Linked DNA regions of Homo sapiens: regions 1 and 3 are each linked to region 2. The links are chromatin loops, found by intact Hi-C in ENCODE. Cell type or tissue: endothelial cell of umbilical vein. All regions are shown on one strand.

Region 1 (8,000 bases), 360 kb after region 2:
GAAATGCGGAAATCTCCCACCGTCTGCGTCACTCATGCTGGGAGCTGTAGACTGGAGCTGTTCCTATTTGGCCATCTTGGCTCCACCCCCGAAAACTGGTCTTTTAAGTTGTCTCCTGAAGTCTGGGAAGGTAAAGAACTGGCTCCAGCTTAATTTTAATTGCTTTTTGCTTAGTATCAATTCTTGATGCAAATTTAGCTGGCATTCCTTGGCTATTTGACACCTGACTGTAGCATGTTTCTAAGTAAAAATTCACTCCAGTGTTTTACCACAGAGACGTATATTTTGGCTTCTCTATTTCCACCTCCTGGAAGGGGGCAGCCCTCCCTCAGTTAGATAGCTAGATAACTAGCAGCTAGAGGGCAAAATCCTTTTAGTGGTAGAGCAGACTATTCACATAAGTTACGGACAAGTAAGTAGCCCATTCAGTTATAGGTTAATCAGGAAGAATTCTTCACCTGAGCAGATGGAAACATTTTTAGGCCCTAGTTCCCTTTATAGCTCCAGGTATAACTCAGACTGAAAAGCTGTTAGATATAGTGTAACTAGAACTAAGCTATGTAGCTGGGCAAATTCTCTATGCCTCTGTCATATTGGGAGTGCTGATGCGACAAATATGTGGTGGAGAGAAAGGAAAGAGATCAGTCAAGGTAGTCAAGCAGTAAGACATTTTGCTTCCAGAGTTATAAGAAATGTTATTGATCAGGATGAAAGGCAGATTAGACAAGGATTAAGTATGAAGGGATAGAAGTTGAAGGCAAGAAATGAGCAATGAATATTGCTTTTCACCCATTGTTGGATTTTACAATGGCCTCTGGCTAAGTCCAAAAAACAGTGGTCCAGTTACACAGCTGAGCTTCCCTGATGTTTCCATTATCTTTTTTTTTTTTCCTGGTGGATTCTCTTCTCAGGCTCTGTGGGCTGGGTGACCTCCTGTCCTCTGTCCCCAGGCTTAAGAATCTTCGAGCAGACAAAATGGAACATTTATATGCAAGTTTGGTGACATAAATCAAGTGAGGAAAAGTCCATTTTCATGTGGTCATTGTGTCAACTGTTATTATTTCAGTTCAGCCTGGCCACATATATAAATCTCCTTTAAGAAACCAGAAAAGGAATATGTGAAATAACATTTCTAGTATGCATGGTCACTTGCTTCTATTAATAATTACTACTTGTAAAGCCTGGAAATGCTTAAGTTGTTCATATTTTTTGAGCGATTGACTGGCTCTTTTATTTATACATACAAGAAAAAAAGCCAAGTGGAGAGAGGAAATCATCTGTTGCTGCAGAAACATGAAAGTCACATTTTTGGCACTGTTCCCTGGTTGACGTAATTCTGGGGAATGTGCTAAAGGCCATGATTTTCCAGAGGGAGCAAATATTGTTTCATGACTGGCTGTTTGTGGGCACTTTTTGTCCCCCTCTGAAGTCAGGCCAAAACCAAGCTGGGGCTCTTTCTGCCTTGTTTGTCGGTACAGGTCAAGCCCACTTTGAAGCAGAAGTCTAAAATATTTGCTGGTCATTGTGCTCAACCACACCCTATGCCCTTTTATACCTTCTGAATCTTTTCTCCAGGGCCCTCTAAGCTGCTTGGCCTTTGCACAGGCTGCTGGGAAGGTTGCTTTTTCCCTGCTGTGTGGAAACACTAAGGGCTGCCAGTGATGTGTGTGTATGTAAGGGCCGTTCCTGAGCTGACTCCTTAGGTAGACCACAGCACAGTGTGGATTGGGATTTGGACCTAGTTGTTCTCATTCTCTCTTACATCCTAAATGGTCCAAAGCAAAATGGGCTACAGGTCCCAATGCCGTCTGTGAGTAGGCCGTATCCCTATCCGTTCATCTCTTACCCAGCCCAGTCTTCATGCTCCTATATGGAGCTGCCAAGAGACCCTGTAGTAGCTGCTTGTTATGGTCTTCAGGACTTTACTTGGATCCATTTGTCATAAAAGAAAGAAGCCTTTGTATCATGAAATTGGCTGGCAGTTCAGTCTGCGTCCCACAGGGTCATGCCTGGGTTCTCACTAGTTCCCCCACCTCCTCAACATATAGGTAGTCTCATGAAATTTAGGATAATTCCCACCTCTATGCCTTTACTCCAACGATAATGAACACTTGTTTTGCTATGTCCCTTGTACAAAAGTAATTGTTATCCCCCAATCTTGCTCTCATTCAGTTCAAGCCTCTCTGCTAAGTGTTTAAGACCCTCCAAGATTTGACTCTAACTTTTATCTCCTACTGTTTCTAACACATCCTTTACCTTATTTATAGCCATTTGTTCATTTCAGAAATGAAAAGCTAATTCAGAATTATTAGTGCTATAATAGAGGCATTTATAACAAGCATAGAGATGGCCTAAAGGAAGATGTAATCAGTTTTTTTCTGGGGAGTCAGAGAAGACTTCACAAATGATATGATGCTTAAAGCTGAGTCGTAAAGGTTCAAAAGTTGTCCATCAGAAAAACATGGTCCATTGAGGAGGGGAAGAGTAATTTTCTGAGTAATTTTCTGAGCAGGGCCCTGATCCTTGTCTTGGGGGACGGTGACTAGAGCTTTTCTTGTAGCCTCATTATCCCTGCATTCTGCCATAAGTTTGAATGGGGCTGACCACACCAGGAGCTCACGCTCAGAGAAAGGAGTGTAGCTCAGAATAACATCTCATAGAGCATCTTCAGTAAGGAACAAGTAGATAATGTGAGAGACAAACTCACCTGTCCAATCCCAAAAAATGGACTTAGATACCTGGGGAACAGCGAAAGCGAGATTTTTAATGACGATCTTGCAAGATTGGGTGTCTCATGACACCCAGCACAGTTTCAACAAGCAATTTATCCCCTAGTGTGCAAGTCCCTCCTCTGGTTCCTTATAGACCGAGTACTATGGGGTTACAATCTTCCCGGACGTTGTCTATTGATTGTAGGGTAAGGGGTTTCATGTGATTTTTTTAGGGTTGTCTTGCTGCATTTTGTTGCAGCCCACAGTGCATTGCAATCCTAGTTAGCTCTGGGGCTCTTCAGATATTTGACTTATGACCTAAGTAGCTGGGCAGGTTGATAAGAACAGACAAAATGAGCTATTTTGCAGGCTAGTAAACTTTCATCTTAGACTAAACTTCTTCGGTTTGGGTGAAGGCAACTAAGTGGGGGGAAGAAGGGGGAGGCCGATGAGCAGGCATCAGCTATCCAAGCAGGGGCCTAACATATCCTGTTTCTTCTGTAGTTTGCTGACCTAAGCCAATTCAAGGCATTTTGTCTTGGAAACGGAGCACCGTATACATTATTTCCTTCAATTTCCTCCTGTTTTTCTTTTTACTCCTATTGGTTCTATTTCCACACTTATTTTTGTGTTCTTTCATTTTTAAATTTATTAGTTACTCCTTTAGGGACTCCTATTGAGTTAATATAAATGTTGGGATTGAAAGAATTTGTTAGATCTCTCCAACTTCAGTGGCCATGTGGATTCTCAGGGATTTTATAGAATGCCAAGGTGAATGGAATGGAGCTAAGGCACAAGTCCCAGTCCAATTGGGTGGTAACAGGTCATGGAGGTTCCTCTTCCCACAATGCCAGCAGACGTTAGCTTGGGGTATATAAAAAGCCGAGTAGTTGCCTTTGTTTTACTCACCAGTAACATTTAGAATGTGGGTCCAAGTTGAGAATTTTCCCATGGGCTTATTGAACTCTGCCCCCTGCCTAGATAGGAAAGAAGAATGGTTCACATTCTCTATGGAGAATGAGGGGATTGCTCTAGGATCTGACCTCAGTAAGGCAGGAAACAACAATAATAAAATTTGCAAGTCCCATTTCCCCATGCATCTCTGTCCTGGTGTAGAGCCAACATGCCACACATTCCTCTGGGATTGGTATCCCTTCCTAGGGGAAACGGAACTACCTGTACCTGAGGCCGCCCAAGAGAGCATGCATAACAGTTGCTCTTATTAAGAGCTAGTACTGAAAATTTGACCCATTCAATCCAGGCGTTTACATCCCCATATCCAGTCTCAATTTCTAAAGTCTGCTTCAAGTCAGTTATTTTAATTATATTTACTCTCTTAGGGTCATTGTCTGGTGGATTAAAGGAAGTAGAGGGACCGGGAGTTATAATAATCCTGGGTGGGCTTGGGATGGAGTTGGTGACTAGCCTAAGAGCTAACCATGCTACAGGATCCTTTCCTGAGATATCTGTTCCTAATCTATACCTTCAAGGTTCCTGGTCTATAGTAGCTGGGTTGTTTATGGTAATTAACATATGATTGCATTTTAAATTACTACAGTTATGTAGTATAGGGCCCTTATACAAATATATTTTGTTCTTTAAGGGTTTGTTTTTGGAAGAATGACTTACCCAGCCTCAAAATTGGGTGGTCCACCAGACCTCATTCCAGCTAGAACAGGTCTTTCCCCAATAGTGACAAATTTCAGGACATAGATATTTGTTTGCTTGTGACAGCTGCCTTTGGTTCCCTAAATTCCCACAAAGTAAGACTTGGCAGGCATTAAATTATATAGTTTGGGGGCGGAGTAGAGGTCTTAGTTATGTTGACTATTAGTTTGATTGTATATTCCTTACTTTCTACCCCTAGTACTGGGCTCTATTCAATACTTAGGTTTTCTTTTACCCCTTGTGTTAGGATTAATCCTAACCATATCCACCCCCAATGATGAACCCTGCTTATAGCTTCTTTTTAGGTTTTTCTTAGAGCTAGCTTTAAGTGTTTCTTAGGTGATTTATACACTCCACATTCACCCTTTTCCCTTTCTTCCAGGGGTTCTTTTACCAGGGTTTTGACCCGTAGGTAATATGTTCACCCCCATTCAGCTGTTTGTACGGCTGTCTCAGTGATTAGATGCACTTGATAGGGACCTTCCCAGCTTGGGTGGAGCATATCTTCTTTCTAAGTTTTAATTAGCACCGAGTCACCAGGCTGGAAATGGTGTACTGTGAACTGAAGAGGCGGGGTTTGAGTTAGAAGTCCTTTTTTTTTTGAGACTGTCTCTCTCTGTCATCCAGGCTGGAGTGCAGTGGTGCAATCTCGGCTCACTGCACCTCTGCCTCCTGGATTCAAGTGCTTTGCCTGCCTCTGCCTTCCAAGTAGTTGGGGTTACAGGTACCCACCACCACACCCACCTAATTTTTGTATTTTTGGTAGAGACGGGAATTCATCATGTTGGTAAGGCTGGTCTCAAACTCCTGACCTCAGATGATTCGCCAGCCTTGGCCTCCCAAAGTGCTGGGATTACAGGCATGAGCCACCTTGCCTGGTCTTAGAAGTTCTTTTAACCTAAGAAATGACAGGGTGGAGGATATGGCCAGTATATAATGTCTTAAAAAGTGATCTTTTGTTTCCATAGTAGGAAGGTCAGTAGTCCTACCTAAATATGGGAGTTCATATAATAACTTGTAAGGGAACAATCCCCTAGTCTTTCCTTGGGGATGTCCTAATCCTAAAGAGTGCTATTGGGAGACATTTGGTCTAAGGCATTTTAGTTTCTAAGATTAGTTTAGTAATATGCTTTTTGAGAGTTTGATTTATTCTTTTGACTTTTCCAGAGGAAGGGAGATGCCAAGGGGAGTGGTAATTCCATCTAATGTGTAAACTTTTCATAATTCCCCTTAGCACACTTGAGGCAAAATGGCTCCCACTGTCTGAATCAATATTTTCTACCAGGCCAAATCTGGGTATAATTTGTTCTAAGATTATTTTGACCACATTCCTGGTGGTGGCAGTTAGGAGGGGGAAGACCTCCACCCAGCCAGAGAGGTGGTGTATCATTACCAGTAGATACTTTAGTCTCCCTATTTTGGACATTTCTGTAAAATCTACTTAAACGCTTTGAAATGGCCTTAACCCAGGAGGTCTCCCTCCAGTAGTCTGTTTTCTAACTATCTTTTTGTTTATTTTCTGGCAGGTCCCACAACCCCCACACACTTGTTTAGCAAGGGTATAAATCCCTTTACAGCCATAATTCTTGAGTATTGCATTACACATGGCCTGGGGACCTCAATGACTTCCCTTATGCAGTATGGACATCCGTTCTGTCATTATGGCTTTTCTTGTCATTCCTCTCCCGTCAGGGAGCATTCACCTCCCATCTTCAGGTTGAATGGCCCCTATCTTGCCCAGCTGTTCCTCCTCCTCTTTAGAAAATTGGGGTTTTAATACCACTTTAGGGATATCTGGGATTAGGCTAAACAGTCTAACTTCTTCCTCCAGGGAGGCTGGCTTGGCAGCTTCATCTTCAAGCCTGTTCCCACAGCTTCTATAGTGTTTCCTTTCTGATGGCCATTTACATGAACTATGGCTATCTACGCTGGAAGCAGGAGGCTTTCTAAAACTTGTTTGACCAGCTCCCCATGTACCAATTCTTTTCCCTGCTACTTATGTATGCCCTGTTTTGTCCAGATCTTTCCAAAGGTGTGTACTACTACATAGGCATATTGGAAATTAGTATATATAGTAACTTCTTGGCCTTTTAGGAGCTTTGGGGCCTTGTTAAGAACATGTAATTCACAGGTTTGTGCTCACCAGTTATTGGGTAATTTACTTTTTTCACATAAGGATTGTTTGTCTTTATTAATGACAACATAGCTATTGTGTCTTTTACCATGTATTACTTGGGATGACCCATTCACAAGCAGCCTCATCCCATTACATAGTGGAGTTTCTTTAAGGTCTGTTTTAATTTTAGTTTGATGTTCTATGACATTTAAACAATTATGTTTTGATACCTTCTTATCCTCCTCTTCTTTCCATAAGAAACCAGCTGGATTTAGGTTAGGAACCTCCCCAGGGCCCACTGACTCCAGGAGGAACTTGGGGAGGCAAGGGACTGACCAGCAGGCATCCCAGGATGCCTTGGACCAAACCCAGCTGGGTCTGGCTCTGAGCCAAGAGCTGCTGGTTTGAAGAGCTACCAGCCTGTGGTGACTCCCCTGACAGGCACTCTTATCAGCAAAGGCATCCCTGGCTCTGCCTGCCCTTCCTTTTTTTTTGCTTTGAATCCACCATCCATCTTTCTGGCAGACTGAGAGCTGCACTGTTAATATTCCATGCCACCCCTGATGGTGACCCAGCAACTGCAAAGGGTCTCCAGTTTGTCCCACTCTGGGAGGTGACTCAGTGACTTTTCCTCCTCTTCAGCTGCAAGGATCCTCCCCCAGCCCAGCCAGGCTCTGGGAAACAGAACTTTCATAGATCCCACTTAAGGCATTTTGGCTGATATCTCCCCAACACAGGCCCTCTCTACTTCAGGGATGGCAAACTGACATCGTCATTTGTCTGTATTGGGTTTTAAAGGTTTTTGAACTGATTACCAGCATTTAAAAATCCAATTTCCTGCTCTTCCTCTTGCTTCAGTCATGTAAGACATGCCTTCATCCTTTTTGCCTTATGTCATGATTTCTGTTGATTGATTTTTAAATATTGATCCAACCTTCCATCTGCAAAGACCAGCTCAGTCGGGGAGACCCTAACCCAGCGGCACTAGAGGAATTAAAGACACACACACAGAAATATAGAGGTGTGAAGTGGGAAATCAGGGCCCTCACAGCCTTCAGAGCTGAGAGCCCTGAACAAAGATTTGCCCACATATTTATTAACAGCAAGCTAGTCATTAGCATTGTTTCTATAGATATTAAATTAACTAAAAGTATCCCTTATGGGAAACGAAGGGATGGGCCAAATTAAAGTAATAGGTTGGGCTAGTTAACTGCAATAGAAGCATGTCCTTAAGGCACAGATCACTCATGCTTTTGTTTGTGGCTTAAAAATGCCTTTAAGAGGTTTTCCACCCTGGGCGGGCCAGGTGTTCCTTGACCTCATTCTGGTAAACCCACAACCTTCCAGTGTGGGCGTTATGGCCATCATGAACATGATACAGTGCTGCAGAGATTTTGTTTATGGCCAGTTTTGTGGCCAGTTTATGGCCAGATTTTGGGGGGGGCCTGTTCCCTACATGTCCCCCTTATTTGATTTGCAAAGCGATAAAAGCAAAGGCAGCTTTG
Region 2 (8,000 bases):
TCCCCCGACCGCGTCCTCACCGAAGCGGCTGTGGTCGTGGCGGGTCCCGTGCACCGTGCCGTTGGGGAAGATCTCCAGGTGGAAGCCGGTGCGGCAGTAGAGCTGGCGGCGCCGCAGGATCCCCTTTAGGTGGGCGAAGTCTGTGGGTGAGCCACGCTGCAGCTTCCCCTCGATTTGGCCCAGGCGCTCGTTCAGGAAACCTGGGGAGTCAGCTAAGGGCACGTTCCCCAGAGACGAGGAGAAGCCGTGTAGATCCCAGTCCAAGGAGGCGAAGACGCCCCCCACCTCTGCCATGGCTGGGCCGATTGCGGCGCTGGTTGTGCTGGGCGCGCGCGGGCCGAGCCGGGGCCACGGGGCGCGAACTGCCTCTCCCCGCAGCGGGCGCGGGCGGTTCGGCGGCGCTCCCTCGCTAGCTCGCTTGCTCCGCGCTCTGCCGAGCTGCAGTCGACGTCTGTTCGCGTCCAAGGAACTTCTCAGTGGCGGGGAGCGCGGGGCAGCGTGCTCCTGACCTTGCTCTCAGTCAAAGTGCCTCTTCCCCTCCGCATCCATCTCCCCCGGCCTCTCATAGCTGGCTTCGTCCAGCTATCAGATGCAAACGGCACTTTATATACATACCCACTCCCCTTACATTGACATATTGGATATTTAAATACAAGCCACACCTCATTGGCATCCCCTCGGAGATTGGTGTGTGGGTTCTTTTTTTTTTTTTTTTCTTGCATCCATTTGGCTCTTTTTGGGAGAGGGGGGTGGAGGGAGAGAGCGAGCGAGCTTCACTCCCTCTTTTATTATGAAAAAATGGCAGGAAAAAGCTACACATTGCAGTGAGGCATAACTGCTTTTGGCAGGTTCTTCTGAAACTGCTGATGAAATAACAGAGCCCAGTGCGTGGAGGCCGCTGGCGCGCACGGCCACTCAAGGCCTGTTCCGTGGGGGTCTGTCTGTCTGCTGCCCGGGGGCTGTCCCCACCTCCCACGCGTCCTCGGGCTGCTGTGCTAGCCTTTGGAAAGTGCCATGAGACGGGAGTTGGGGGGTTCACATGCTCCTGATCTCCTCTTGTTCCCCAGTTGGTCGGAGGCTGCGGAAAGGGCATCTGACCCGGGACAGGGACTCCCTGGTTTCTTTGTTCCACGGCCCCCAAGTCCTAATTCCTACCTGTATAGGTTGGCGGGGTACCGAGGAAGTGAAAAACCTGGAAGCCAATGCAGTTGCAAAATTTGGGGTTGGGGGTGGTGGTCCTTGCAGATTCCAAGGGGAGGGCCTTACGGGGTCTGAGAGGAGCGGGAAACCCCTCAGAGGAAAGATGAATTTTTATTTTTTTAAAGAAAGAGACGTTACAGCTTAGGCTTAGGAAAAGGAGAGGGGGAGTAAGAAATAGAAAGCGATCTTTTTGAAAAATGATCTCCGCTGGCTTTCTGGGCGCGCTTTTAAGAGGCTCTCGAGAGCAAGCTCAATGAGAGGCCATTGGAAGCCTGGTGGGGGCTTCCCCCCTACCTCGTTTCTTGTTGGAAACAGGTGTTTCCTCGTTCTGTCCAGTGCCTTGCTCCGAGATATTCTATCAGGAAGAGCGGCAGTTGGGACAGGAACCGGCGGCAGCCAGGTCAACGGGCAGCGTCCAGAAGTCCTGGGGAGCAGGTGCCAGACCTGCCCTGCACCCCTGCACCTGTGCCCCGAACCTGAATCCTGGGGCACCTATTGGGCCCTGGCACTCGGCGTCCCGATCGCCTGTGAAAGGGTGTTGTTACTTGGTTTTCACCCGCAGCCGGCGATGGCTGCCTTCCCAGGCTCCCTCAGGAGAAACTGAACACAGGGAGCCCCGCGCCATCCCCTCTCTTTGCAGCGCCTCCTGCTGGCGACCCCTAGTCTCGTGGCAACTTTGAACTCAGGGTCACCATGAGATGAGAAAACCGATTCCGCTCAATTCACTTAGTGCAATTCAGGGTCCTACTCCTGGGCTCCCACGTGCACCCTGAGCTCACTCCCCTGGAACCGTAGCAATTCTCGTTTGGGAGTATTGTGGCTTGGTACTGTTGTGCCTCTGCAGCTCAGACAGAACCTCTGAAGCCAAGCACAAGATGCGGCACATAATAGGCACACTCAGAAATAATCTGAGGTGCTCCCAGTAGCAGCGGACATAGATGCAAGTCATCTTCCAATTGTAGGGGACACAGAAATGCAGAAAGTGTCATTCATATTGAAGTATTTATGGATGAAATCATACGCTGTCTGGGATTTGCTATTAAATTATTCAAAGTAAGAAGGCAGAAGGAGTGGAGGTATAGATGCGATTATTGTCCTTGTGTCGCTAATTGTTAAGCTGGGTGAGGGGTATATTGGTGTTTAATTATACTTTATATATATATATGAAATTACATATGAAAATTTCCATAATTAAAAGCTTTATAAAATGAGACTGACATAAAGCAACTATTAGGTTGGTGAAATACAAAGAAATCAATCTTTCTTCTTTCTTCCTTCTTCAAAGAGTTTTTGAATTTAGTGGGAAGGTGGAAAAGGAAGGGAAGAGGTTAAGACAAGTACATAAATGACTGGAGTACAAGACAGTGTCAAGTGCACAGTGCTGTGTGGATTCAGAAAGACTCATCTGGAGGTTTAGGGCCTGGTTCTGGACTAAGGTGTCCTTTGTAATGAATGGGCCCCAAAGGGAAGATGGGAAGGATTTTGCAAATTCAGATGAACCACTTGCGGGAAGAGGAAAGTTGTAACGAAGCAAGTGGAACAATTTTAATTTAATCTCAAATGTGTTAAGTGTCTTCCATGTGGTGGACACAATGCTGGGCACTTTCCATCAGTGCTCAGTACCTCAAATGAGTATTGAGTGCCACATGAAATAGTATAAATGAAACTGCTTTGAGAAGCATGTTATATAAAAGATTTAGATGTCTCCATGATGATATAGATTACACACTGATTATGGCAAAGATCATTTCCTCAACAGCCACTTCAGGGTATTTCTGCATTCTCTGTCCCCCAACATTCCCAAAGTCGCCAACCGCAGTTGGCAAATCTGGAGTCCTACTTGATCGAAGGTCAGAGATACAGGTATTCCATTGCCCATCTGGGGCTCTTTTGAGATTAAGCGATCTGATGGTTCTGTTTTAAATAATGTTTCCATGTCAAGCATCTCAGTTGACAGAGCACTTTCAAGGAAGTTATTTTATTTTCACAACCTCATGGAGCAGAAGTTGTCATTATCCCCATATTAGAAATGAGGAAATAGAGGGGGAGGTTAAGTGACTAGTACAGAATCCTAACAAGTAAATAGCAGAGTCATAAATTGATCTCAGCTCCACTGGTGGCAAATTATTCTCAACTCATGGGATTTAGGATTATGCAAAGATTGGCATGTTGAGGACAGTGAAATTTCCCTATAGTTTAGTTTACGGAAAATCCTCAGCAGGATGCAACCTCAGACCAGAGTAGTATTGAATATATCGGATGAGAGGAAAATGTACGTTAATAAAGAAAGCAAACCTTCCCTGGATTCAGGACATCATTTATAAAGTGAGGATAAGTGCATCCCTTCACAGTGGTATTGTGAGGTATTGGGCACTGATGGAAAGTGCCAGCATTGTGTCCACCACATGGAAGACATTTAACACATTTGAGATTACTTCCTCCTTTCCCAATACCTCACAGGGTTGATGTGAAAAGGATGTGGAAAAACAAAACTGAAGGAAAAAAAGAGTTCTGACTCAGTCTATAAGCAACCAAAGGCTGGGGGATAATCTGGCAGGCTCTGTTCCTTGAGAAAGGAGACAGTGATGCTAATAATGCTGGTGCTCGCTAACCACCCCCCACCCCATGCCCACACATACCCCTGAGAGATGGGAAAGGATGTCTAGAACTGTTACTCTGCCCAGTTCTTCATTTTCTGGACAATTTACAATTTTTTTCCTTCCTAATTGGTATTCCCTGGGAACGGGCAGGGGGAGCTGTATAGCTAGGCAAATCCTGAAGGTGGAATAACCAATGACATTAGTTGCTCTTACTGAGTACTTATGTAGGTGTGTTAAGTACTGCCCTTGGCATGTTATGTGCATTATCTTCTGTAAACCTTATCACAACTCTAAGAAATACTAGTTAGTTTTTAATTATTTTATTTTATTTTTATTTATTTACTTTTTTAGAGACAGGATCTCACTTTGTCACTCAGGCTAGAGTGCTGTGGCACAATCATGGCTCCCTGTATAGCCTTGAACTCCTGGTCTCTAGAGATCCTCTCACCTCAGCCTCCTGAGTATCTAGGACTACAAGCAGGTACCGCCACGCCCAGTTAATTAAAAAACAATTGTTTTTTGTAGAGATGAGGTCTCACTATGTTGCCCAGGCTGGTCTCAAACTCCTGGCCTCAAGCAATCCTCCTGCCTTGGCCTCCCAAAGTGCTGGGATTACAGATGTGAACCATCACGCCTGGCCTATGAAATCCATTTTACAGATGAGGAAGCTAAGGTCCAAAGAAAATCAATAACTAGTAGCAGAGGCAAGCCTTAAACCCAGTTACTTTTTAAACCTTGGTCTTAAATTAGTGCTTAACCAAAACACTAGACTGCCTCAATCAACTTACTTCAAAAAGAACTTGTATCGCTCCATTGTCTTTTGTTCCTGCCTCCTCTCTCCTTCTGTTTTCTTTGCTTTATGTGGAAAGCAGTATAGTGTAGTGGTTGAACACTCCATCTCTGGTGTTAGACTGCCTGGGTTCATAACCCCAGCTTTAAGCCATTCTAGGTGTTGGAGCCTCAGTTTTCTCTTAGGTATGATGCAGGTGATGATGGTAGTTATCAATTCATAGGGTTGCTGTGAGGTTTGAATAAAATACACAGAAAGTACTTAAAGCTGTGCCTGGCACATATTAAGTTGTCATTGTTCTTAATATTATTTACATCCTGCCTGGCCCCAGCCATATTTCCTCCCAAGGTTTCCTCTAACTATGCTCATTTTTTCCTAAGGAGGAGATGAAGTAGATAAGAACACTGGCCACTGGCCTGCTGAGTCACCCCAAAGCAATCAATTCCAATCCTATTAATCTTTCTGTGTGATATTGGGCCAGTCTTGTTCTCTCTGGGCTCTAGAAGGCGTGACTCAGAAACAGGGTGACCACATTGTCAGCTGTGGGTGGGCAAGCAGGTAGTGAGGTAGTGAAGGCCTGGGAAAAACAGGAAATTACTCCTTTGTATAATTCCATTTATTGAGCCTCTTAAGGGCCAGGCACTTTTCTAAGAGCTTTAAATTTAAATCACATCATACCACCACGAGGAAGATGCTATTATTATCCCGATTTTTAACAGATCTGTGAAACTGAGGGCTAAAGAGGTTAAATAACTTGCTCAAGGTCATACAACTAGTATGTGATGGGGCTGAAATTCAGACCTGTCATCCGGCTCTAGAGACCATGCTGTTGATCACTACACTTTTCTGAAGTAGTTGGGGTCTTATTCAAAAGAAAAAGTAGCATAACATGACCCAATCATCTTCTGGAAAAAAAAAAAAAATCCATGTTAAAAGAGGAGTCTTACCAGGGCCTACTTGAAGGTGGAGGGTGGAGGGTGGAGGGTGGGAGGAGGGTGAGGACTAAAAAACTACCTATCGGGTACTATGCTTATTACCTGGGTGATGAAATAATCTGTACACCAAACCCCCATGACATGCAATTTGCCTATGTAACAAGCCCGCACGTGTACCCTCTGAAACTAAAATAAAAGTTGGAAAAAAATAAAAATAAAGAAAGGAGCAGTCTTTTTCTTATTTTTTTTTTAACCTAGGTGATCTGTATCTAGAGTTTGAGAAGTCTGCGAAAAGTCAGACTACTTTCCCACCCCCAATTCTAGGGCCCAGAGAGGAAAGGAAACCTCTTTGGCTGGGACAAGCCCCCCATCTTACCTGTCTGGTCAGTCTCCTGCAGTGACACTGAGCCACAAATCTCTTTTGTCTCTGGTGTCATTCTCCTGTGAGCCTACCTGTAATGGGGGTGGGTAATGTACCATTAATTCTGGCTGTAACTTGACATTAGTTGGCAGGTGATGATATTTTTGTGAAATGATCTGTTAGTTCTTTGAGAGGAATGGAACACCATGGAATGTGGCTCTAACCCTGGCAACTGGGATCACTGCTCAACCTGATGTGTGTGATATGAATGTGGGTCTCAATGGTGTATATCTAGGGCTGGGTGTTGGGGGAGGAGAAGTGTGGGTAGAGACAGACTATCATAATGTTGGTTTTCTCAACACAGATGTGTGCTTATGTTTGTATTTGTGACAGTGTGCAGAAGAATTTCCATATGTCTGTGTAACAGTGAGAGTTGTGGGTTTAAGGTGTGAATAAATGTATGTAAATATGAAAATCTATAGGCAGCCCCTGCTAATAAGAATATACATGACAGTGAAGTTCAGTTCTTTTGAATTCAGAGTCACTTCCTGTTTTTACCTGAAGTGATTATTTTATTCCCTTAGTCTGAAGGAGACAGGGAAGCCAGGTGGGGTCACCTCCAAGGAAACTGAGGCCCCGGTTTCCTTGGAGGCTTGCTGAGGTGGTCTTACACAAAAGAAGGGAAAAAGCAAGATCTTGAAATCAGCTCTTTGCTTTCTGGCTATGGCCTCTGATTAGCAGGACCTCTTCCCTTTTTTGCCTCTCTCACCCTGATATTATTGGCTTTCATCCTATTTCTGGGAGGGGTATGAATTTCATCAGTTACATGCATTTCATGCATCATTATTCACTGCATTTGAAGCTGTAGCGAGGGAAGGGTGTGGCCTGCTCTCAGTGCTGCTGGTGCTACACATTTCCCTAAGGATAGGATGTATAACCCTTGGAAAGAAAAAAAATCCTGAAAGGTACAAGCTGTGGAACAGAGTTAGCAAGGAAGTGTAGTCAGCAGTCAGTAGTCACCTGAGCAAGTCACTGGGAAGAAATGTACATTCTGATGGAGGCAGACTGTGGTCCTAGCTCTCGCTGAACTCAATGTAATTATTTCTCACCTGTGGGACTCAGTTATCCTAACTGCGAAAAAGGGGTTGGACTACATCAATCTGTCTCAAACTTTTATTTATTTAGTTTTCACTAAAATAACCCTAATGACAGAGGAAAGTGAAAATGAAATCCTCAGCGTGGGTAAGGGAGAGGGGTGGATGGGGTAACCCAAAGCAGCCTACTGCAAACTCCAAGTGTCTTTGAGATCTTGTGTTCTATCCTAAAAATGAGAGCAGTGTTCGCATTCTCCTCCATGATATAGCTATATTTGTTTTAATATAGAAATTTTTAAAATTTCTTATACTCAAGTAAAATTGATACTCCAGAAAAGCATGCCATGTTTATTCTGTGGCTTTGTGGACCCCTTTGGCACACTGCCATGGACCCCCAGGGGTATTCATACACCCGTTTAAAAGTTTGGGAATAGATGATTGAGATTCCTTTCCGCTCTAACACTCTGTGGTTCAATGACCTGGAAATACCTGTGGTGTCTTTGGTAGCTGCTCCCCAGGATGCTGAATGTTTTTTTTTTTTTTTTTGATGGCTGTGTTTGAACACTCCATTTTCTAACCATTTATACTAAAAGAATGGAAACCCCTGATTTTTTTCGAGAACGAGTATCTTCAATATGTCTTTGCTGAGCCCCAACTACAGGCTCAGACTTTTGCTAAGTGCCCCTGGGAGAGATCAAGAAGGATGTTTATGGTATTAATTGTGGAGTCTAAACTAGTTTACATTAAACATTAGGAGTTAAGAGTTGACTGAGTCAAGTGCTAAATTGTGTGGGGTAGATTTTAACAGCGGCAGGTGGTTGAGAAGTAGGAGAACGGTGTGCTTCCTGGAAGAGGTGATACTAGATTGGCGTTTTGAAGAATAAGTATGGTTCAGATAAATGGAGTGAAGGGGGAGTGGCATTCAGCTTGTAGGAGGGCATGAGTAAGGTCTGGAGGCTGTAAGGATTGTGACATGCTTAGGCCTAGGCCAAAGCCCTGCTCAATGGCAAGAGGCATGGA
Region 3 (8,000 bases), 150 kb before region 2:
AACTCCTGGCCTCAAGCGGTCCTCCTGCCTCGGCCTCCCAAAGTGCTGTGATTACAGGTGTGAGCTACTGTCACTTGCCTAGAAGTAATTTTTTTGAGTGAGCATAGTTGGCGAGAGTCAGTAAAGGACTATCTGCATGGAGCAAAGTTTATTTATAACAGGAGTTTGTAATCTAGGGTCCATGGATAGAATTTAGGGGATTATATGTACCTGGATAAGAAAAAAATTATATATTGATTTCCCTTAACCTCTAGCTAAAGCAGCAGCATTTTTCCCAGTGATGAATAGAGGCAACAATCTATAGTAGTGTTAGTGATAACCATGACTTTGTTACCAATAGAAATCAGAAATATTTTTACATGTTGTTCCTGATACCTCAAAATCATTTATGTTTATCAATACTTCAGAATTTTAGGTATTTATTAAACCTGTGCATATTTTGTTACTTAATGCATTAATTTTAAAAAGCACATATTTCTGTAGTACAAATTCTTTAATATTTTGATAATTTCTATATGATGGGTTTCTTTTGTAATCCTATTTGTTTTATGTGTTTCAAAACGATATTCCAAGAGAATTTATAAGCTTCTCTACACTGCCAAAAGTGTTTATGTCACAAGTAAGATTAAAACTCCTAATCTAGAAACTTGGTTGATATAGACAATTTTTGTGTCTTTAACCATATTTCTTTTGATCAGGTGTGGGCAATAATAGTGAAGGTGGAAGAGGAAAGGCAGGTGCAAAGCTTTTCCAAGATTTTCAGATGTTAAGTAGAATATGGACTCATCCTTGGTGTTTGCAGCTAGACTACATTAGCAAAGAAAATAAGGTAAGTCAGGTAACTTAGTTTAAAAGCATCTATTGGAAGCAGAATAAACTTAGACAAAAAATTGACCTACAGACTGTATATTCAAATTTTCTATTGCTTTGTTCTATTCTATGTCTTATTTCTAATTTCTATATGTCTTGCATGTATTATGATTATAGGAGTGTTAAATGTTATTTTATTGAGCCCATTTTAAAAAACTTTTTATTTTGAAATAATTTTATACTTATAGAAAAGTTGCAAAAATAGTTCTGAGAATTCCCCTATACCTTTGACCCAGTTTCTTCTAATATCAGCATGTTGCATTAGTATAGTAAAGTTATCAAAACTAAGAAATTAACTTTGGTACAATACTATTAACTAAATGGCAGACTTTATTTGGATTTCTTCAATGTTTTTACTTATGTCTTTTTTGTTTTCCATGATCCAATCTAGGACCTCCCATTGCATTTAGTAAGCATATCTGTCCTGTCTTCTTTGTCTACTAAAATCTGTAATAGTTCCTCAGTCCTTCCTCAGCTCGTGCCAATTAACTTATTCTTAAATGAACATCAATATAATTTCCAGTGTAAGTTGAGATATTCTATTAAAATAGTGGTCATTTTTTTTTCTCTAGGGTTATTTTGATGAAGACAGTATGGATGAATTTATAGCCTCAGATTCTGATGAAACCTCCATGAGTTTAAGCTCCGATGATTATACAAAGTAAATCGAATACTTTTTCGTGCCATCCTGTATTGACAAAGTTAAAACCCCTACTTGCTGATTGACCTCTTATAATTGACGTTTACATCTTTCCTATGCTTTTCTAACAATCTGAATGTGTTTTTTTGTTTGTTTGTTTGTTTGTTTTTAGAAAGAAGAAAAAAGGGAAAAAGGGGAAAAAAGATAGTAGCTCAAGTGGAAGTGGCAGTGACAATGATGTTGAAGTGATTAAGGTCTGGAATTCAAGATCTCGGGGAGGTGGTGAAGGAAATGTGGATGAAACAGGAAACAATCCTTCTGTTTCTTTAAAACTGGAAGAAAGTGAGTCTAATGAATGTTGCCTTTATCATGGAACAGTAATTTGGAAAATGTCATGTCGTTAGTCCTTTTTTCAGTCACTTACCTGACTAATTGACTCAAAGGAATCTTTCCTCAATTGATGAGTCTAATCAAGTACTCATAATTACAGTAAATATCTGATGAATCTTTAATTATAAGCAAGCTACTCTGTGCTCTCTGGTATTTGGGGGAAAGGTAAAAAGAAAAACTAATGTTTATTTACTTGTATATACCTAAACTCTATTATTTTCACTACATGTGTTAGCTAACTGAATTCTTGAGCAGGCTTGCAATGTAGTTGATAGTTTTAAAAATGAGTAGGAGAACTGGTATTCAGACCTAAAAATGTCTAATCTCAAAGCCACCATGATATTTTCACTTAACTGTATGGGAATAAATGGAAACATTTCAGATAATCAAGTGTGATTGTAGTTAATTTTTAGTCAGTAATATACAGTAAAACTAATTTTAATCATTTAGTGTTTTTCCTTTGTGATTCTTCATAATCTGCAATTATCTACTTTAGGTTTCCTGTGTATTATGTACAGTTTCTATCACCTCTTTTGTTTTCTTTCTGTCTCTCTTGTGCATGAAAGTGAAGTCTTAGATTGAACTCTGCAGTGGTTTAAGTTGTCTTTACCTATATGTAAGTTGAAGGATTAGTGTTGAGACACTGTATCCTACTAGTGCAGCCTGTATGCCTAGGAGCTTAAAAACTGGGACCAAATGTCTGCCTATTTGAAATAGCAGATTATGAAGAGAGAACAAGGTAGTGGCTCTAAATATTTGGCATTTGGGAGTTGTGGAGCAAAGCAGTTAACTGTCTATAAGGAGAAGAGAGTTGTGGGGGCCACCTAGGTTAGTGATCCTGTGATCAGATAAACTTGGCTGGTCTCAGGCCTACAGCTGAAATAACTTGGTGATTAATTATTTTAATTTTATTTTTATAATTTCAACTTTTATATTCGGGGGTACATATGCTAGTTGATTAACATGGGTATATTGCATGATGCTCAGCTTTGGGGTATGATTGATCCCATCCCCAGGTACTGAACATAGTACTCAGTAGTTAGTTTTTCAGTCTTTGCCCCCTTTCTCTCTCCCCACTCTAGTAGTCCTCCGTGTCTGTCGCTCTCCTCTTTATATCCATGTGTACCCAGTGTTTAGCTCTTACTTATATGTAAGAACACGCCGTATTTGGTTTTCTGTTTCTGTGTTAATTCACTTAGTATATAATGGCCTCCAGCTGTATCCCTGTTGCTGCAAAGGACATGATTTTGTTCTTTATTGTGGCTGTGTATATTCTATGGTTTATATGTACCACATTTTCTCTATCCAATCCACTGTTGATGGGCACCTGGGTTGATTCCATGTTTTTGCTGTTGTGAATAGTGCTGTAATAAATATATGAGTGCATGTGTCTTTCTGGCAGATTTATTTTCCTTTTGTTTTATACTTGTAATGAGATTGCTGGGTCAAATTGCAGTTCTGCTTTAAGTTCTTTGAGAAATCTCTAAACTGCCTTCCATAGGCGGTGAACTAATTTACAATCCCACCAACATAAATGTTCCCTTTTCTTTGCCCCTTCTCCAGCATCTGCTGTTTTTTGACTTTTTAATAATAGCCATTCTGACTGGTGTGAGATTGTGTCTCATTGTGGTTTGGATTTGCATTTCTCCTGTGGTTAATGATGATGAGCATTTTTCATGTTTGTTGGCTGCTTGTATGTTCTCTTTTGAGAAGTATCTGTTCTTGTCTTTTGCCCACTTTTTAATGGAGTTACTTGTTTTTTTGCTGTTGAATTAAGTTCCTTATAGATTCTGGATATTCATTGTTGGATACATAGTTTGTGAGTATTTTCTCTCATTCTGTAAGTTGTCTGTTTACTCTGTTGATAGTTTTTTTTTTGTTATTTTGTGTTTTTGTTTTTTTGTTTGTTTGTTTGTTTTTTGTTTTTGCTGTGCAGAAGCTCTTTAGTTTAATTAGGTCCCAGTTGTCAATTTTTGTTTCTGTTGCAATTGTTTTTGAGGAATTAGTCATAAATTCTTTCTGACTCGGTGATTTCTTTATAAACATTTCTCTCTTCAGTACCTCCATGGAATAGACAGATGGCAGTCTAACAGTAGACTCTGACTTCTCTTAAGAAATCAGGGGAATAGTAAAAATTAAACTACAAAATTTCTCTTCTCATTCTTCTCTTCTGTTACCCCATAAAACAGTTTACTATCAATGTTCATCTTCTGGATAGATATAAAGAATATTTTTATCAGAATAATAAATTATTATAGTGTAATTTAAGGCAATGAGAAGTTCCTGTATCTCCTTCCCTGCTGCTGCTGCCCCAATCTGCCTTTTCCACATAAATTCCTCAGTCTCTCATCTCATAATTAAAAATATATAAAGTTTACATGTTCCTGGAAATTATTTTCTTAAAATACTCTTGTTGAATTTTTTCTCATAACTTATGGCTAACAGGAGCAGAAGAGTAGACCAGTCAGTGTGCATCATCCTGTGCTATAAATGGGTTACGTAAGAGTATACTGAGATTTTTTTTTTAAAGTGTACTGAGATATTGATCCTTTGTCACTTGGGAATACAATTAGAATCTGAGGCAGCTGGTTTGCCTCCGTAAATGAGTAGTCTCTTCTCTTTTTCCTGGTATGCTATATAAGCATTAACGTTTTTTACATATGCCATAATGTGAATGGGTTGGAAAGCACTGGGGGCAGAATGTAGGAGGCTACATGTTGTGAGCCCAAAAACACACAGGGAAGGCCATCAGTTCCAAAAGACAAATTTTGACCACTTGTCTAGGATTTTTGTTTCATTTTAGTTGTGTGCAGTCAAATATAAGTCATTTGTATATGGATATATTTTATATATTTTTGTAGCTTATATACGTGTATAGTATATTAGAAGCATTCTCCAGAACTAATAGATAATAAAAATTTATTTTTTTCTTTGCATCTAAATTAACTCCATATAAAATGGAGTATATCATAATGTATGGACATACGTAGCTGGTATTGTATAACTTTAAAAAAAATGACTTTCTTACAGTAAATATAAGAAAATCTGAATAGGAAGTATTAAGGGGCTAGTCTGCCTCCTTAGCGCAGTAGGCAGCACATCGGTCTCATAATCTGAAGGAAGTATTAAAGGGTTAACAATGTTGTACCTGGAATTTGAAATGGATATTAAATAATTAATTACCTATAATTGAGCTACAATATGATTTTTGCCACATATTTTATTTTCACGTCAAAGAGTTACTGTTTGCTTTAATCCTTTTGTAGTAGCTGTCTCGTTTTTCTGAGAAGCAGCATCTTGAATGAGTCATTTAAGTTTAGCTTACATCATCCCCATTTCTGTGTTTTAAATGTTTTTTATTAGAAGGAGAGTTCATGATCACGAAATGACTATGTAAATTACTTCAAAGTGTTAGATTTATTATTACTTAAGTATTTTTAGAGTAAGCTTCATTGGTAAGCATTTGCATTTTAAAACGTATGTAATTGTATGGATATAAAGTTTTGTGACAGAATCCTTGTATATGATGTAGAGCCGTAATATTAGTACTAATATACCATATTTATTCACTCAACAGATATTTATAAAGTGCTTACTATATGCCCAGACATAAGGAGGGAACTGATAAGCCTAAATGGTAAATTGAAGAAGGTATGCTATGGAAATCCTAGGGAGATGCTAGTCTTGAGACTAGCAGCTTTGATTTTCATTTATCCAGGGACAGGATTTGAGACTTCGAGCCCTCTATAAGTTGGAGAGTTCTGTGACCCCTTCTCAAAGCTGAATCCCTTTAAAGTTTACAATCCCATCGACAATCCAGGGAGTTGACAAGGAAGCTTATCTATTTCAGCCAGGGCTCTTGGTTGGGAAAAATAGTTACATTGAATTTACGGTCATGGCCTTCACCTCACATACTTTATGGTTTGAATTTATATTACTCATATAGTCTAAAAGATCCGAAACTGAAATATTAACTTCACAAGTAATTCTGAGTTGGTGATTCCCTGGAGACCTGGTAGAAGCAAATGTAGAATCACTCTGGAGATATATGACCTTAACCAAGGCTACCCAGAAATTTCACAGATTGTAGCTACACCTGAGAAAATAACCTTAGGAAAAGCTAGGAACAGAAAGTATTAGTAGTCAACCTGAGGAAAGTTAGCATACAAAATAAATGGCATGATTAGATTCTCAAGAACTTCTGATAATAGAAGTATTTGATAAAGACTATAAGTATGTCTAAAATGATATTTTTAAAATTCCTAATCATAACTTTATGCCAGAAAATTTAAAACTTAAAATACACAATATTTAAGAAAAATATACTCAGCAATGAGCATTCGTTGCAGTTATTTCATATTAGCCAAAAACAAGAAACAATCTAGATGTCTATGAGGAGAACTAATAAATGATAGTGTATTCATGCAGTGGAATACTACATGGTAGTTAGAATGATTGAACGGGAGCTCCATGTCAAGCATGAGTAAATCTCGCTTTGAGTGAAAAAGTAATTTGTAGGATTTTACAAACAGTATAGCCATTTGTACAGTTTAGTGATACACATGCAGTAAAAAACATAAAACACTGCAAAAAATGGTAAATATATAATTTAGGGGTTTAGTTACCTATTGGAAAGGAAGGAAGGAAAGAGAATGGGATCATGTAGGATCATATATTAGGCTTCAGCTTCATCCGAAGTTTTAACAGTGTTAAAATTTGATGAAGATGGAATGTGGAAGCACATTTGTTTCTTATATCTTATATACTTTTCTGAGCATTTAAATTTTTGTAACAAAAATATATTTTAAAATACTTTGCATTAAAAAGCAATTGAGAAAGTGTATAAACATGCTAAACCTGCATATTTCTTATTTTGAATCAAACTATGTTTAAATCTTTTAATAAATTATTTTATGCTACTTTCTCCTTCCACCTTTCATAGTCAAAGTTTGTGGGGAAAATATATAAGAACGAAATCATTTAATATGATATGCTGATTCTGGGGTCAATTCTTGTTGGCGGTTTCCAGATCCTAGTAGCACAGTGAAATGTTTTCTACCCCCAAGGTCTTTTCTCTCGTGGTAACTGAGCCTTTCCATCTCTGTTGATTCCTGTCTCATGGAGTATGTTTGGGGGCATTTTACTCTCTTAGGGCCTGGTGGGAAGGGGATGGTTTCTCTTCTCTTTGGGTCTCTGTCTTTCTGAGCTCCACTCCTACCCCGAGGGTTTGTCTCTTACACTTGCACTCTCTCAGAGTCAATCTCTTGCTTGTTCTCTTATTTGGCATCTCCTTCCTTTCTCTTTTTCTATCTAGAGCTCACTCTTCTGGGATAGTCTCTGTCCTTCTGTGCTGTATGTGCGTGTGCCTGCCTTTCTCTTTTTTCCCTCCCCTCTCCCAAGTCCCCATCAGTTTCTTTCTTACTCTCCCCATGGGTAGGTCTTTTTCTGTCTCTCTTGCTCTCTTTCCATTTCTTTTCTAATTTACCTACTTATGTTCCATTTGTCTTATTTAGGTAAAGCTACTTCTTCTTCTAATCCAAGCAGCCCAGCTCCAGACTGGTACAAAGATTTTGTTACAGATGCTGATGCTGAGGTTTTAGAGCATTCTGGGAAAATGGTACTTCTCTTTGAAATTCTTCGAATGGCAGAGGAAATTGGGGATAAAGTGTAAGTGCTTTACCATATTTATTATATAAATTAACCTTTTGATTATGTTTTTATTGCTTAAACAATGTATTTGAACAAATCTGTTGCTTTTCCTTCCTTCCTAAAGATGTGATTTATTTGGTCATTGTAGTGCTAGGCCAATACAAGCAACTATCTTTTTTGTAAGCCACTAGTTCTGATTGCATATTCAGGTTATTTCTTCAGTGTAAATTTCTGCTTCTACCTATTGCAACTTGAACTTATTTCCTTGGGTAGAGCTCTTAGTTGAAATTTGTGTTTCTCCATCTTCAAAATCATTTTTCGGTTTATGTAGTGTGACTTCTACCGTGTTGCTTTACTGAGATTTCCCCCTGTAAAGTCACTAGTGACCTTCTAATCCTCAAATCTAGTGGACATCTCTCAGGCTTTATTTTATTTTACCTGCTTGATTATT

Evidence for each region. Hi-C counts contacts between places; a loop is a spot of excess contacts. Peaks named below come from ENCODE experiments on the same cell type or tissue, not always from the same donor. Only the 100,000 strongest peaks of a DNase experiment are listed, where the experiment ranks them.
Region 1: a loop joins it to region 2, with 25 times the contacts of the local background. A loop is called at or near these places in 2 of 110 quality-filtered maps.
Region 3: a loop joins it to region 2, with 5 times the contacts of the local background. A loop is called at or near these places in 7 of 110 quality-filtered maps.

What each region holds. Positions count from the first base shown.
Region 1 is chrX:77,081,365-77,089,364 of GRCh38, reverse strand. LOC105373254 (a long non-coding RNA gene) reads right to left here. Exons shown (of 3, transcript XR_938449.3): 3 at 7,512-8,000. Among named protein-coding and RNA genes, the nearest start is that of MIR325HG, 71 kb to the right of the region's middle. RefSeq lists an enhancer at 1,159-1,453. In endothelial cell of umbilical vein, no CTCF peak of the experiment used is centred here; DNase peaks (open chromatin) are centred at 1,314 and 3,774; H3K27ac peaks cover 1,917 bases.
Region 2 is chrX:77,439,969-77,447,968 of GRCh38, reverse strand. FGF16 (fibroblast growth factor 16) reads right to left here and starts at 580. Exons shown (of 3, transcript NM_003868.3): 1 at 21-580. The coding sequence starts at 294. RefSeq lists an enhancer at 1,493-1,682. In endothelial cell of umbilical vein, CTCF peaks have their summits at 1,854 (motif pointing left) and 3,950; DNase peaks (open chromatin) are centred at 1,558, 3,688 and 5,018; H3K4me3 peaks cover 935 bases; H3K27ac peaks cover 5,807 bases.
Region 3 is chrX:77,593,263-77,601,262 of GRCh38, reverse strand. It overlaps ATRX (ATRX chromatin remodeler), which reads left to right. Exons shown (of 35, transcript NM_000489.6): 23 at 699-829; 24 at 1,443-1,531; 25 at 1,683-1,852; 26 at 7,414-7,567. Among named protein-coding and RNA genes, the nearest start is that of FGF16, 150 kb to the right of the region's middle. In endothelial cell of umbilical vein, no CTCF peak of the experiment used is centred here; no DNase peak of the experiment used is centred here.